Linked DNA regions of Mus musculus: all the other regions are linked to region 1. The links are chromatin loops, found by intact Hi-C in ENCODE. Cell type or tissue: heart. All regions are shown on one strand. Each heading gives the region's core, and the rest is flanking DNA. Links, peaks and the distances in the headings are about the cores only.

Region 1 (5,820 bases), core at 440-5,439:
TCAAATAAAATCCAATACCACATACACACGGATTCAACAAAAGCAAATCAACAAACACAGTAAATTATCTGTGAGTAATGGCTCACTCCTGTGAACCCAGCACTCAAGAAGCTGAAACAACAGAGTAAGACATGTTCTCCCCCACATCTCAAAACCAAAACCAAAACCAAAACCAAAACCAAAACCAAAACCAAAACCAAAACCAAAACCAAAACCAAAACCAAAACCAAAACCAAAACCAAAACCAAAACCAAAACCAAAACCAACACACAACTAAGCTTGGCTGGTAAGGCAGTACATTTGCCTTACAGGCTTAAGGACTGGAGCTTAATCTCCAGAGCCCACTTAAAGGTGGAAGAGGAGGCACTGGGCTGTAGTGGCGCCCACCTTTCATCCCAGGAAGCAGAGGCTAGTGGGTCTCTGAGTTCGAGGCCAGCCTGGTCTACAGAACAAGTTCCAGGACAGCCAGGGCTATACAGAGAAACCCTGTCTTGAAAAACAGAACAAACAAGCAAAATGTAGAGAAAGAGGTAAGACTCCACAAGGCTGTCCTCTGACCTCCACGTGCAAGCTCTGTCACATACGTGTTCACATGCAACAATACATAGAAACCGAGTTTTAAAAAACCCACAATACGTCACGTTAGCAAAAGGAAAGAACTGTATAATCACCTGGCATGACGATCAACTTGGGAGGCAGAGGCAGGAGGATCTCTATGAGTTCAAGGCCACCGTGATCTACATAGTGAGTTCCAGGACAGTCAAGGTGCAGGTCCCTGCAAAGAAACTCTGTTCAGCATGGCCTAGCCAGGCTGGTTGAAACTTCTCGAGTCTGACCTTGAGGGACTTATTTTTTAGATATTCAAACACAGTAAAACTGACAATTTTTTTCTCACGTGTTTTTCTCACAACAAAAGCTTAAGACACGGCTACATTGAAATTCCTTTGCAAAGTACATCTCTTTTGTAAAGTACCTATTACCTCTTCCACAAGCATGGGTTCTATTGCCTGAGAAACAGTGTTTAAGATAAGGGTCTAAGGAGGAAGGTTTGTAATAAGCAAAGTGCAGGGGAACTTTCTCATAAGCATAGGTTCTATTGACTGAGAAGCAGTGCTCAGGTAAGGTCGGGGATTCAGTGAGGGCTGGCACCACAGAACAGCAGAGATCACCTGGTTACGAAGCACACACTCTCACCTTCCTGGGGAACAGGCATCGTTTCACCTGCGTTCTCTCATGCTCCCTGTAAGACCCTGTGCCCTCTACAAGCCAAGGCTATTTAGAGAAACCCTGTCTCAGAAGCCTAAATAAATATATAAATAAAATGTAAAATCTTAAAATAAGGTCAAGCAAGATGTGTTGTGGTGTGTGCTTGTAATCCCAGGGCTGCGACAGTAGACTAAGGCTGGTGGCACTGGGGAAAAGCCAGACACACACAGATCTGACACCAGCAACACCATTGCCCCTATTGCCCTTGACCTCTTGCTTCCAACGTCTCCCAGATAAGCATGCGTTACTACCAACACACACACACACACATACATATTCACATACATATACACACACATACACTCACACACATATTTACATATACATACACACACACACATATTTACACATACACATATTCACACACACATACAGACACATATTCACATACTCACACATATTCACACATACATACACACACTCACACACACATACACACAACTCATACACATATTCACACACACATACCCACACATACATTCACACACATACATACATACTCACACACATACATACTCATTCACACAACATATTTACACACATATTCACACACACACACTCTCTCTCACACATTCATACACACACACACACACACACACACACACACACACACACACACACACACGAATTCAAGGTTCAGAAAGGCAGATGTGGAAGTCAGAGCCCGGAGGGCAGGATGGAGGGGAGTGGCCTTAGGCGTCTTGAAATAGGGGAATTGAAATGTTGGGAAGTAGGTTGTGGAACTGGAGGTAGGTGCTAGAGGCGTAGGGGTAGGGGTGGGGCTGGGGAGAAGGTGGTGAAACTCAGAGGAAAGAACATAAATGCTGACCTTAGCAGAAAGGTTGCACGAGGAGAGCCATCAAGAGGAGTTCTCCGGTCTGGGGATCAAGGAGAAGCAGAGGTGCTGATAACGGGGACCATGGGTGCTTTCCAAGTTATGATTCAGCATGCTTCACAGGTTCTCTAAAATTTACTCCTCAGCACATTCTGATGACGTTGGTAGTCTTAGAACTATCGTTTCCAATAAAAAGTTTAAAACAAAAATAAAATTATCAGCCGGGCGGTGGTGGCGCACGCCTTTAATCCCAGCACTTGGGAGGCAGAGGCAGGTGGATTTCTGAGTTCGAGGCCAGCCTGTCTACAGAGTGAGTTCCAGGACAGGTAGAGCTACACAGAGAAACCCTGTCTCGAAAAGCAAAAAACAAAAACAAAAACAAAAACAAATATTATCGTTTAACAGAGGGGAGGCAGCCTTAGAGATCACACTGAGTCCCCAAGCCCCAACAGTCAAGTGTTCGGCTGCCCTCTCCCCTGGGTGCTAGTCTACTTGTGGCCGCCAGGGGGCAGAAAGAGGCCAGAAATTCAGACAGGCCTAGGTGTTCTTGAACTTCCCTGAGCCTTTCTTTGTGGCAAGAGGGTTTGCCGATCAAATGGTTTGACCTACTGTTTTTTTTTTTTTTTTTTTTTTTTTTTTTTTTTTTCATTTTGCCACAGGATAAACTGAGGCCCAGAGAGGAACAGTCACTGGCCCAGGCTACCGGACCAATCACAGGCAGAAATGGGGCCAGCGCCCTCACACGGGCAGCAGCTTCGTCCCCTGCCTGAGCTCAGCATCTCAAGGAAGGCGAGAAGTCACAGGGCTCAAGGATTCTGAGCCCATCCTGTATCTCCACAGACATGGAGGCGCTCCACAGTCCACACTGCCCAGCAGACAGAAAGGGCAGAGCGGCCATTACCTGAGTGAGGCTCATTATAATCAAGTTTCTGAGAACCCGGGACAGGGCCCGTTCTGAGTCACAATGACGAGGACTGAAGCACCAGGCATGGACCTCACAGGATGTGGCTGCTACAGTGCTGCTGCTATCATCAGAAGTGCCACACAGTGCCGTCACTCAGGCAGGTGTCTGTCACGTCGTTCACAACTGCATCGCTGAAGCTGGGGATGGGCAGCCCTGGGCTACACACCTCGCTGGGCGTCTGTGCAGACTGGCCTCTGTGCCTGGCCCTATGATGGCCCTGATGAGTGCCACAGCTGGACCTTCTGATGTAAATGACGGGTGAGTAGAACAAGCAGAAACTAAGGCAGGCCAGGAAAAGGCTACCAGAATCCCCAGATAGGGCCCAGAGCAGTGACCCCGAAGGGCATTCCTGGGAGTATGGCTTGTGGCACTCCTGCCTGATCAGGATTTGTTTATCTTCCATACAAAAGTCCCACAAGACTGGTCAAGGCATGCTCCAGAACGTATCCTGCCTTGGGGGGAGCCTTAGGATTACCTCTCAGTCAGAGCCTACTGCAGGCTTAGCTGGCTCTGCTGGGGAAAAGGCTCCTGCCCATTGGTATTAGCATGGGGTGGGAGAGGCTTAGCACTCCTAAATCTCTCTGAGTGAAGTTGATCTGAGCTGGTAAGGTCAGAGGTCACTTCTGCATTGGCCTCCTTTTGTCCTGCTTTGGGAATATCAGGGTCAGAGGGCAGGAGCCCACATTCATGTTTTAGCATCCTTTATAGACACTGACCCTGTACGAGGCAGTGCAAGATAGATCTGCAACAAAGTCCCAAAGATGAGGATTGAATGGGCCTTGAGGTTCAGCTCCGCCCCTTGCCCTCCTTGGCACAGCTGAGGGTCCTGGAGTGGGCTGCACCCACCTAGAGGAAGTACTTGCTCCTCCTGAGTCCCTGTAGGTAGCTGCCACTATGGCCTCAGCAGCCCCTATGCCTGGACTGAAGTGAGGCTTGATGCCAGCCTAGCCTGGGCTGGGACCAGCCCTATCTGAATAAAAGAGCCCCATTGAGATGGTCTGTTGTCTAGACACAGGCCTTGAGCCCTTGCTAAAGGGGAGGCAGAATCTGGTCCTACACAAGTGGCTCTGTCTCCCCTTTGTGGACCTCCAGGTGCTGGACCACAACTAAGCTAGCTATCCCAGCCTCAGAACCCATGCTGACTTTACAATCAACCACGCCCCCTTGGTCCAGGTTTCCTCTCCCAAACGCCCGCTTTTTGTTGAACCTGAATTTGTGTTTTTCATCATAGACCCAGATCTGTCTAGTCTGCACTTCGGACAACGACTTGTCACGAGGTCGGTGACACTATGAAGCCTGGATACCCTGGAGGAGGGGACAGAAATGGGAAGCTCAGAACCCCCAGAGTCCTCTGGATCTGTGGTAACATTGCCTCTTAAGTACCCAGATACCTACCTTGGGCAGTCAGGGAAGCACCCCAGGCTGGGTATGACCTCAAGGACGATTGACAGCCTCCCTAGGCCGGGTAAGGACCTGACCTAGCCTGCCCTGAGGTCAGGTTCCTCAGCTGAGGGTGGGCAGGGAGAAGAAGGCGGCCAGCTTGGCGGGAGGCCTCCTTTGTAGCAAGTCTTTTCTCAACGGTGGAGCTCGGCTGCCTGCCAGGTGCCAGGGTGCGGCTCTGGCCTCCCGCCCCACAGGCAGTTTTGCCGCCAAGCCCTGTACCTGGCTCGGTAGCAGTTTCCCGCGCTTCCACTGCCAGACCCGGCAAAGTGAGAGGCAGGGTGTGTAAGGAAGACAGAGTAGGCTGGCTCCCAGCTCACCCAGCCCACAACTCTGGCAGGGACTCCAAGTCTAAACAAAAAGACTGACTAAGGTTTTGGCATTTAAAACAGAATTCTCCTAAGGGAATATATATATATATATATATATATATATATATATATATATATATATATATATATATACATATATATATATAATTTTTTAAGAGAGTGTGTCTGTTGTGTGTACTCTTGTTCAATAAAATGGAACCTCAGCCCCACCATGTGTTACCTGCCAGACAGGAACAAATGACTTAACTTCTGGTGCTTCATTTGTGTCTTGTTTGTAACTTAGGTTATCAGGAGGATTGGATAGGTTTGCCCAGACCTCTCTCAGAACCAAGTCTTGGGACATGAAGAGCTGTGGAGGCTCTGGCTGTGACTCTACTGTTGTAGATGTGGAAGTCTGTGGACAACTTGAGGGAGTCAGTCCTCTCCACCATTTGGGATTCTGGCATCAAACAGGCCACCAAGCTTGGTGGCAAGTACCTTTCCCTTCTGAACGAAATCAATAGCTGAAGAGCCAGGGTCTTATAAGTCATTGAGCCTAGTTGGGACACTCCTCTGTCTCTCTGTCTCTCGATATCTCCTGATGGCATTTCCCTGAACTGCCACCGTGTTCTCATGGCTCTTGGCAGATCCTCTGTGTCTCTGAACACATAGCCCAACACAGCTCTGGGTACTCAGGTCAGGTGAGCTGCAGAAACAGAACCTTCAAGAGGTGGGAGCTAAATCTTTAAAAAAAAAAAAAAAAAAAAAAAAAAAAAAAAAGGCTGGAGAGATGGCTCAGTGGTTAAGAGCACTGACTTCTCTTCCAGAGGTCCTGGGTTCAATTCCCAGCAACCACATGGTGTCTCACAGCCATCTGTAATGGGCATCTGATGTTGTCTTCTGGTGTGTCTGAAGACAGCGACCAAGGTAAGTCATCCAGAGCCCTGTCCTTGGAAGGAAACAAAGTAGCTCTCATGGAACCCAGGGTTCTTTGGAGGGAGCAC
Region 2 (5,391 bases), core at 1-5,000, 88 kb after region 1:
AATTTAAAGTGCAGCAGGCGGGAGATGGAGGTTTTCGAGTGGAGGAAGGCTTTTGGTTCTGCTCAAAAGGTATCTCAGTCTTTTCTCCCTTAGGGAAGTGTGAGTTTCCCAGGGAAAGAGGCAGCAACAAAAAAGCTTCAAGCTTGGAGTGACTCTTAAGGGAACCCTTTCAACCTCCCAAGGACAGAAATCCCCTACAGTCCAACCCGAGTATTGTCCTCTCTAAGCGCCAACCCTCACCAAGTCGCCCTGGTCCCCTGGGGCTCCAATCACCATCAGAGGGACGCTGGCTCCCTCCCCACTTCTCCAAACTGTTTACCAACACACCCACGTGCCAGACAGACACAGCTGGGGGCTACACCGACAGCTTCAGTCAGAAAATGGGGAGGTGATGGGAAGGTTTAAGATCTAATGCCTGATTTCAAACAGCGGTAGATAGAGCTCTGGCCACCCAAGGGGTGCCTCCCTCTTAGCTAGCCCCCGGGTGGTCCTTACCAGAATCGCTGGGGCTCTCGGACCCGGAGCAGGCCTGAGTCTTGGGCTCGCCCAGCTGACATTGGGTGGCGGGCGCCGGGTTACTGGCTTCCAGACTAGGAGTGCCGTCCGGGGTAGCGGGCGCTTTGGGCGGGTTCCCCCGGGGCGCGCCTGGGGCCAGCCTGTCGCTCACCACTCTCTCCAGCCGTTCTCGGGCGGAGAAGCCGCTCCACATGCAGTCACGGCGAATGATGGAAGCATAATTCCTGCCCCAGGCTTTCGAATGGCCCCGAGATTCCGCCTCGTCCCCGGCACCCCCTCCAGGCCACGGCTCCCCGGGATTAATCCCAGAGGCTGGGTCCACGGCGCCGGGACCGGAGCCCCAGGGCGGCGACGTGGGGGGCGACGGCACCAGCTCGAATTTCTTCCAGATGTCCTCGCTGGGCGCCGTGGAGCGGTAGAAATCCTCTCCGCAGTCATAGTCGTAGAAATAGTGCTGATACGAGTCGAAGTCCATGTCCGCTCCCTGCGGGAGGGAAGGGGGAGACGAGCTGACTGCGGTGCCCGCCGAGGGAAGAGGCGGCTCCGAGTCCCTCGCTGCAGCTGGCTGCGGGGCTCTGGTCTCTCCCCAGGCCCACCAGCTTGCAGCCCGCGCCCTGGTCCCTGCTCCTGGGAAGCCTGGCCTGGGGTCAGCTCGCTCAGGGCAGCTCGCAACGGGCCGACCAGGCTGAGGGGAGCGAGTTCAAAGCAAACTTTGCCAGCACCGCCCGGAGCTCAGCTCCGGGGGCACAGCAGGGCCGGGCGGGGGCGCGCTGTCTCGAAGGCAGTCTGCAGCCTTGCAGCCCGCCAGTCCCCTGGGGACCCCTGCCCGGGCCACCCGCAGCCTCACCTCGCTCCCGCCGCCCGCCACCTGGAGCGGAGCGGCTCCCCGCCGGCTCGGGGAAGCCCGGCAGCCCGCACACACACACATGCGCGCCACCGAGCGCGCGGCCCCGCACTCACGAGCGCGCCCCCCGTGCGCGCGCCCCCCGCCTCGCTCGCACACGGCAGCCAGGACGCTCCCGGGATCGACGCGGGAGCGCGATCTGCAGGCGCATTGTTTCCCGACTGCTTTATATCTCGTCGCGTGCCCGGGGCTTGGGGACCAGGAGGGGGGGTGGTCCCTAGGAGACAAGCCCCTCCCCCTCCCGCCCCTCTCTCCGCTGGCGACAGGTGGGGCCGGCCCCACCTCCTGGCTGAACTGGTCGTTTCTATTCTATCCCTTGAAGCTCCCTAATAAATTGTACGCTGGGGAGCGCAGAGCAGAAGAGCTGATGCAGCCCCGCAGTCTCCTGGTGGAGGCGTGACTGTTCGAGAGGCTCCCGCGGTCCAAGCGACTTAACTAAAGCGGCGCTCCGCGCCTACTCAGAGCCAAGGACTAGAGCTGCTCCCTGCCCCACCCTGCTAGTCTACTTCCCGGGGCGCGCCCCACCAGGTTCAGGTGCGTCCCACCCATGACAGAGGAGGTGGTGGTGGTGATGGTGGGGCACACACTGCACCTCCACCGCGCCACCTGGTGGCCCTCGGCCCTGAACCCAGGCTTCTTCAACCCATTGCTTCAGTAACCATTAGCCCATTCTTTAGCTCAGTGGCTTAAACCTTGAATAGCAGTGAAGATTCCGAGCTAGAAAGCCTGCAGTATATATAATCCCTCGGAGCCCCAATTTTACTTGTGAAATGAAGGAATGGTAATGACTTCACAGGATCGCCGGGCTGAATTTGTTTACTAAAAAGATAGAGCACCTTAGGAAAGGACATGAGAGAATTCGAACAACAGCAGCTTTATCCCTGGGGAGGGTAGTGAGACCTCTGTCATCCCCCAGGTCATAGCTGACACTTGACCCTTCCTTCACAGCCCTGCCTCCCAGAATTCATCCTCCACACAAAACTCTCCTAACGGCTGTTTTAGAGATAGGAGTGTAGGGGTGTGGAAACTTCATTCAGGCCCCTGTTTTGTGCTTCCTAGCTGTGGGATCAAAGTGTTTGAAGTTTTGCATGACATCCCTGGCCGAGACGATGGAGATATATATATATTTCCTTTGTGTTATCATAAACAGGCTACCTTCTGAGAAAGGAAAAGACTAACTAATTTAGGTCCAAGGAAGGTAACTTAGGATAGCAGCCAATTCATCTAGAATCCTACACCTGGCATCAAGGTCTGGTGTCTGGTTGTCTGCCATCCTTCTCTTCCTCCTACTCTTTTTGTCTAACTACTCAGAACTACAGGCTGTTGCCATCCTAACAGACTGAAGCCAGAAGGATAAACACGTCCCGTTGTTTTGGGCCAGGGAGGTGTGAGATGACCCACGAGTTGGGTGAGAAGACAGGGGGTGTGTGTGACTCTCCATTTTCCATTTGTTGTGTCTAAGGTGTGTGTAGGACATCCTTGAAAGCAGGAATTGGCTCGCTTTGTAGTCCCTGCACCTAGAATGACTTCTGGCAATATTTACGCACTGGCTTCCTGAGTGACCTAGCCAACCAGATTTTATTGAGACGGCCTGTATGCCCTGCTCTGTGCTGTACTGGGAGGCCCAGAAAAGGCTCCTGATTTGGTTGCAGCCTTGGTGCAGAGGGATTAGACTCCCTTTCAGGGTCTTGTTGTCAGGCATGCAGATGTCTGTGGTGGTTGCTGCACTTTCCGGGGTCTTGGTCACAATAACAGAAACCAATGTAAGCAGGAAAATAACTTTTAAGGGAGATATTGTTGCATAGAATTCACAGGAGGCTTGGAATCTATATTTGGAAAATAGGCCTACCTGAGTTGTTCATTTTGTTCTTTTTTTTTTTTTTTTGAAACAGATTCTCACTCTGTTGCCCAGACTGACCTCACTAAGGCCAGGTATGATGGCTCATGCCTGTATTCCCAATACAATCTTCTTCTTCTTCTCCTTCTTCTTCTTCTTTTTAAAGATTTATTTATTATTATATATGAGTACACTGTAGCTGTCTTCAGACACACCAGAAGAGGGTATCAGATCTCATTGCAGATGGTTGTGAGCCACCATGTGGTTGCTGGGATTTGAACTCGGGACCTTTGGAAGAGCAGTCAGTGCTCTTAACCGCTGAGCCATCTCTCCAGCCCCAATACAACCTTCTAATGCTATAATACAAGGGTGTTCCAATTCCCCACTGGAGACCATCTAGACTATTCCCTGATTAAATATTCTAATGTAGTAAGGACACAATGGCATACACCTGTAATTGTAGCTACTTGGGATGCAAACTACAGGAGGATCATTTGAGCACTGGCCAACTTGTTGCAACCCCGTCTCAAGACTAAAATGACGGCAGGGCAGTGGTGGCACACGCCTTTAATCCCAGCACTCGGGAGGCAGAGGCAGGCAGATTTCTGAGTTCGAGGCCAGCCTGGTCTACAGAGTGAGTTCCAGGACAGCCAGGGCTACACAGATCACCCCTGTCTTGAAAAACAAAACCAAACAAAGCAAAAACCCAACAAAAACAAACAAACAAACCCAAAAAACCAAAACCAAAAACCAAACAACCCCCTCCCCCAGAAGCCAAAAATAAAACCAAACCAAACCAAACAAAAAGACTAAAACGATTTTTCTTCAGGGGTGGAAATTGAACCTAGAGTCTGATATAGGCTTGGGCAAAGGCTCTACCCCTGAGCCATATCCCCAGACCAAAAGTATTAATATAACTAAGAAAGTATTGGCATTAGGCCAAAGGTGTGGGCCTCAGAGAAAGGCAGAAATTATGGAGAGCTGCCATGGTAATCACCAGCAGTGAACACTATCAAGATCTCGCTGGGTGCAAAAAGCTGATCCGGAGACAGGGAAGATGGAGGCATCATTCCTTGAAGCCAGCCAGTTCATCCCCCACCTTACCTACACTGGCTCGCTCAGCAGTTCTCTGAAAGCCGTTTTGCATCCCATGTAACCCCACCTACAGAGAGAGAATGCACTCAGCAACAGAGAAATCCAACGTGCTCCAAAACCTCACTTCCCCTTGTAAATTAATGAATTGGCATCTGATTTGAAATAGCGGTCTCATGAGCCTGGTTAATGTGTGTCTGTCTGTTCCGAGGAGACACTGTAGCTTTTAGGACTGACAACTGTGGTTTCTGAGTTAATGTCTGGACCCAGAATGGTGATAAATTGACCAAGGTAACAAATGCTACTCTAGAGACATCTAAATTATCTGCAGTTTTGTTGTTGTTATGTTCTAATTCATACACACACACACATACATATATATCCATACATTCACTATATATACACATTATATATATATTATACATACATATACGTACATAGTATATATATGTATGTATGTATGTGTATATATATATATATATATACACACACACACAGATACACACATAGTGTGTGTGTGTCTGTATGTGTGTCTGTATGTGTGCTGAGGGTATGTGGAGATCAGAAGACAACTTGTAGGAGACAGTACTCTTCTTTCACCGTGTGGGTTCTGAGAATTGAACTCTGGTCACCAGGTTTTGCAGTAGGAGTTTTTACCCACTGAGCCATCTCACTGGCTCTGGTGTTTTGTTTTTATGTCTTTGAGACAGAGACTCATCTATCACAGGGTGTCCTTTGAACCCACTATGTAATTAAATCTGCCTTGAACTCCTGATCCTTTTGTCTCCGCCTCCCAAGTGCTGGCATTAACTGCATTTAAAAAAATGTTATTTATTTGCCTAGGTGGGTGTTTTGTTTGTTTTTAAAACGGGGTCTTATTTAACCCAAGCTGACCTTGAACTTCTGTCAGTCCTTCTGTTCCAACCTCCCAAGTACTGAAATTATCTATCATTCACTAATTTTGTTGTTGTTTTGCTTTAAGACAGGGTCTCACTCTATAGTTCAGGCTAGCTTTGAACCCATGGCAATCCTAAGAGAAGTG
Region 3 (5,391 bases), core at 1-5,000, 270 kb after region 1:
ATTATAAAGACAGGAAGTAGATAGAATGGTGATTGCCAGGGAGGACGGAGAGGTGGAGGGCGTCAGTTACTTTTCTCATTGCTTGAAAAAATACCTGAGAAAAACAAGGAGGAAGGATTTATTTTGACTCATGACTCCAATCAGTCTGTCTGCCTGTCTGTCGACAGTCTCACTATACAGCTCTGGAACTCACTATGTAGACCCAGCTGGCTTGAACTCATAGAGCTCTTCCTGCCTCTGCCTTTTGAGTGTTGGGATTTAAGATGTACACTACCACACTTGGCCTCTTGGCTCACAGTGTGAGGGTACAGTCCGTCACGGCAGGACAAGCGTGGTGGCAGGAGCTTGAGTCAGGTTGTTCCATTGCATCCACAGCCAGGAAGCAAAGAGAACGATGAAGGCTGTTGCTCAGGTTTTTTTTCTCCTTTCCCGAGCCCATGAAATGGTGCCATCGACATTTAAGGCAAGTCTCCCAACCTCAGTATGCTCAGTCTAAAAACCATCTCAGGCATGCCAAGATGTTTGTCTCCTAGCTGAATTTAGATTCTGACGAGTTGACAATCAGTATTAACCATTACAGGGAATAAGGAGTCATTGTTTAGTGGAGTGTTAGGGTGATAATTGCTGTGATGACCAAAAGCAGCTTGGAGAAGAAAGAGTTAACCTTACTTATAGTTCTATTGTCACTGAAGGAAGTGAAGGCAGAAACTCAAATAGGGCAGGAACTTGGAGGCAGGAGCTGATGCAGAGGCCATGGATGAGTGCTGCTTACTGGTTTGATTTCCATGGCTTGCTCAGTCTGTTTTGTTATCGAACACAGGACCACCAGCCCAGGGTGGCTGGGCCCTCCAATGTCAATCACTAAGAAAATGTCCTACAGGCTTGTTTGCAGCCTGATCTGATGGGGGCATATACTCAGTTGATGTTTCCTCTCAGATGTCTCTAGCTTGTACCAAAACTAGTTATCGTAAGTGGGTACTGAGTTTGAGTTTGGCAAGAAGGACCCTGGAGGTGGATGGTGGTGACAGTTGTACAATGTGGACTCAAGAGCTGAAGAGATGTCTCAGCAGTTAAGAGCACCAACTGCTCTTCCAGGAGACCATAGTTCAGTTCCCAGCACCCATGTCAGGTGGCTCACACCCACCTGCCACTCTAGCTTCAGGGGATCTGACACCCTGGTTTCTGTGAGCACCCGAACACATATTTGCTCACTCCCACACAGACACATACAGCTACACATAACTAAAAATAATAAAAATAAAATTTAAAACAATAACATGGAGTCAATACCTCTGAGTAATACACTAAGAAATAGTTAAGAGTGATTCCTAAGCTAGCACAGGACCTGCAGAATCTACATAAAAGCTGCATGTGGTCTACACACACATGGCTTGCTGGCCACCAGCCTGCTCCAGATTCAAGAGAATTAGGTAGAGTATGATAGAGTGGAACACCTGATGTCCTCTAGCCTCTGCATGGAAACAGCAGAGCACACTTGCACACGTGCACATACACTACACACACACACACACACACACACACACACACACACACACACACACACCGGTTAATTTTAGGCCAGGGTGATGCTATCTGTTTGTAATCTCAGCAGTTAGGAGACAGAAAAAAAAATAGGGTTTCTGTAAGTTTGACGCCAATTTGTACCAGGCCAGCCTCAAAACCAACCAACCACCCACCCACCCACCTAACTAACCAACACCCCGCAAAAATCAAGGGCTGAAGAGATGCCTTGGTAGTTAAGAGCTCTAACCACTCTTCCAGATATCCCTGGTTCAATTTTCAGCACCCACATGAATGCAACATCAGTTCTAGGGATCCAACTTCTTCATCTAGCCTCCCCCGAGCACTATACACACACATGGTGTGCAGTTATATATGCAGGCAATACACCAAAAAAAAACCCCAAAAGAAAATATATTTTATTATTATTATTATTGTTATTGTTATTATTGTTATTATTTGTGTTTCTCTGTGTAACAGCCCTGACTGTCTTGGAACTCACTCTGTAGATCAGGTTGCCTTCAAACTCACAGAGATCTGCCAGCCACTGCCTCCCTAGTCTGCAATTAAAGGCATGCACCATCAAGTCTGGCCTGAAAACAAACATTTATTTTTAAATGTATTCTTTCATACAATACATCCCAATGGCAGCCTGCCCTCTCCCAGATCCATTCTCCATTTCTCTTCAGGAAAGAGCAGGCTTCCCAGTGATACCAGCTGGCTTCTCAGTGATACCAGCTGAACTCAGCATAGCAAGATGCAATAAGACTAGGCACAAACACCCATATCAAGGCTGGACGAAGCAACTCATAGGAGGAAAAGGGTCCCAAGAGCTGGCAAAGAGTCACTGATATCCCTTCTCCCTCTGTTAGGAGCCCTACAAAAAAACCCAAGTTAAATAAACACAGCATGTATGCAGAGGACCTAGCACAGACCTAGTGTAGGCTCTGTGATTGCCACTGCAGTCTCTGTGAGCCCCTATGAGCCCTGCTTAGTTGATTCTGTGGACTGTGTTTTCCTGGAGTCCTCAACCCTTCTGGCTCTTATAATCCTTCCTTCTCCTCTTCTACAGGTTTCCCTGAGCTCCAGCTAATGTTTGAGTGGGTCTCTGCATCTGCTCCCGTAAGCTGCTGGAAGGAGCCTCTCTGATGTCAATTGGGCTAGGCACCAATGTATGAACATCATTAGGAATCATTTCAGTGACTTTTTTCTCCCTTTTCAATTGTGTTTGGTTCTACTCTAGGTATCTGAGCCAAACATTCAGTTTCCAGTTCCTGGAATCCAGGCAATGTTGGGCACGGGCTCCCTCTTGTGGCTTGGGCCTGGTTATACCAGTCTTTGGTTGGCCACTCTCACAAGCTTTGAGCCACGATCTTGCAGGCAGGACGGGTACATACATGCTGTGCATACATGCTGTGTTTATTTATGGGTTGAAGGTTTTATGGCTGGATTGGTGCCTGGGTCCTGCCACTGGAAGCCTGCTAGGTTATCAAAGATGGATGATTCAGGCTTCATATACTCCATTACTAGGAGTCCTTGCTAGGGTCATCTTCATGGGTGAAGGAAGTTTCTGCTGTGTTCCTAGAAATGTTTCAGTATTCTGGTAATCTTTTCCTGTACTCCTTCCTCTGTCCCTCACTTCCTCACCCAATTCCCTCCTGTTTCCGTCCCCACCCACCAAGTCTATCCACAAATTATATTTTTCCTCCCCAGGGAGAACCCTGCATCCCCCTAGCCTTGTTACTTAGACTCTCTGGGTCTGTGGATTGTAGTGTGATTATATTTTATTTAACAGCTAATATCCACTTGTGAATCAAAATCACGTTTGTCTTCCTGGGTCTGGGTCACCTCACTCTGGATGTTTTAGTTCCATCCATTAGCTTAAAATTTTTATAATGTCATTTTTTCTCTAACAGCTGAGTAACACTCCATTGTGTAAGCATACCACGTTTTCTTTATCCATTCTTCTGTTTGAGGGGCATCTAGGTTGTTTCCAGTTTCTGGCTATTAGGAATAAAGCTTCTATAAACATAGCTAAGCAAGTGAGAGTGGGGTAGGATGGGACATCTTTTGTGTATGTGCCTAAGAGAGGTAAATCTGGGTCTTGAGGTAGATTGATTCCCAATTTTTTCTGAGAAACAACCATATTGATTTCCATAGTGGCTGTGACCTACCAGCAATGAAGGAGTGTTCCCCTTGCTCCACATCCTTGATAGCATAAGTTGTCACTTATGTTATTGATCTTGGTCATTCTGACAGGTGTAAGATGAAATCTCAGAGTAGTTTTGACTTGCATTTCTCTGATGGCTATGTACAATGGAACCAAACTGAAGCCATTTTTGAATAGAACTTCCATTTTGAATAGGAGTCAAATACATTTTAAGTTCCAAGACGTCCCTGGATAACAGATATCCTGCTTGGTAGAAAGAGACATTACTGTGGGTAGTTGAAATCACAGTTGGCAAGCTGAAATGAGACTGCAAGGCAAATCATCCTTCCATATCTGTTGTCTTAGTTAGGGTTTTATTGCTGTGAACAGACACCATGACCAATGCAAGTCTTATAAAGGACATCATTAATCCTTTATAATCCTGACTTACAGGATTCAGAGGTTCATCCCAGTATCATAAGGTAAGGAGAATGGCAGTGTCCAGGCAGGCATGTCACAGGAGGATCTGAGAGTTTTACATCTTCATCCAAAAGAAGCCAGGAACAAATTGTGGAGGGTCTCAAAACCCACACCTACAGTGACACATTTCCTCCAACAAGGCCACACCTCCTAATAGTGCCACTCTCTGGGTCAAGCATATTCAAACCAACACAGCTTGATAACCCAGCCAGTGGGAGCAGGATAAGTGTACCACAAAGATATGTTCCAAAGAAGTCACCTATTCTTAAATCATGAGATAACTTGGCATAGATGTTTGTGTATTTCAAGCTTAAACTCTGACTCAGGGTCACAGTTCAGCTTCTGAGTCTATTTTATGGCTCTGATCAATTTCTAGTGGATTGAGTACAATAAAATAAATCAGTAGCCTTCCTTTATAGAAAGGATAAATGGGCTGAGAAAGAAATTAGGGAAATAATTCCCTTCACATTAGCCACAAATAGTATAAATATCTTGGGATAACTCTAACCAAACAAGTGAAAGACCTGACTGACAATAACTTCAACTCTCTCAAGAAAGAAATCGAAAAAGATCTCAGAAAATAGAGAGATCTCCCATATTCATGGATTGGCAGAATTAACATAATAAAAATGGACATCCTACCAAATCTATAGATTCAATGCAATCCCCATCAAAATCCCAACACAATTCTTCAAAGACATGGAAAGAGCAATCTTCAAATTCATCTGGAAAGGCAAAAAACCTGGAATAGCAAAAAAAATTCTTAATAATAAAAGAACAGCTGCGGGAATCACTATCCCTGACCTCAAGCTTTACTACAGAGCAATAGTGATAAAAACTGCATGGTTTTGGTACAGAGACAGACATGTTGATCAATGGAATAGAATTGAGGACCCAGAAATAAAACCACACACTTATGGTCACTTGATCTTTGACAAAGATGCCAAAAATATACAATGGAAAAAAGAAATCATCTTCAATAAATGGTGCTGGTCTAACTGGCTGTCAGTATATAGAAGAATGAAAATAGACCTATTTTTGTCACCTTGTACAAAGCTCAAGTCCAAGTGGATCAAGGACCTTAACATAAAACCAGATACACTGAATTTAATAGAAGAGAAAGTGGAAAAGAGCCTTGAACTCATTGGCAGAGGGGGAAATTTCCTAAACAGAACTTCAGTGGCTCATGTTCTAAGATCAACACTTGATAAATGGGACCTCATGAAACTGGAAAGCTTCTG

Evidence for each region. A loop is a pair of places that touch in the nucleus more often than their neighbours do. Peaks named below come from ENCODE experiments on the same cell type or tissue, not always from the same donor. Only the 100,000 strongest peaks of a DNase experiment are listed, where the experiment ranks them.
Region 2: a loop joins it to region 1, with 9 times the contacts of the local background. A loop is called at or near these places in 37 of 42 quality-filtered maps.
Region 3: a loop joins it to region 1, with 4 times the contacts of the local background. A loop is called at or near these places in 16 of 42 quality-filtered maps.

Annotation. Positions count from the first base shown.
Region 1 is chr4:123,079,856-123,085,675 of GRCm38, reverse strand. Gm12923 (a long non-coding RNA gene) reads left to right here. Exons shown (of 4, transcript XR_868093.2): 3 at 2,761-3,323; 4 at 4,297-4,857. Gm46868 (a long non-coding RNA gene) reads right to left here and starts at 4,746. Exons shown (of 3, transcript XR_003955102.1): 1 at 3,003-4,746; 2 at 2,096-2,277. In heart, for the core only: a CTCF peak has its summit at 2,598 (motif pointing right); no DNase peak of the experiment used is centred there; H3K27me3 peaks cover 2,437 bases.
Region 2 is chr4:122,992,123-122,997,513 of GRCm38, reverse strand. It overlaps Mycl (v-myc avian myelocytomatosis viral oncogene lung carcinoma derived), which reads right to left and starts at 1,583. Exons shown (of 3, transcript NM_001303121.1): 1 at 1,364-1,583; 2 at 496-1,000. The coding sequence starts at 1,444. In heart, for the core only: CTCF peaks have their summits at 194 and 2,038 (motif pointing left); a DNase peak (open chromatin) is centred at 1,853; H3K4me3 peaks cover 2,204 bases; H3K27ac peaks cover 1,668 bases; H3K27me3 peaks cover 1,853 bases.
Region 3 is chr4:122,805,759-122,811,149 of GRCm38, reverse strand. No RefSeq gene overlaps it. Among named protein-coding and RNA genes, the nearest start is that of Ppt1, 28 kb to the left of the region's middle. In heart, for the core only: a CTCF peak has its summit at 2,831 (motif pointing left); a DNase peak (open chromatin) is centred at 2,829.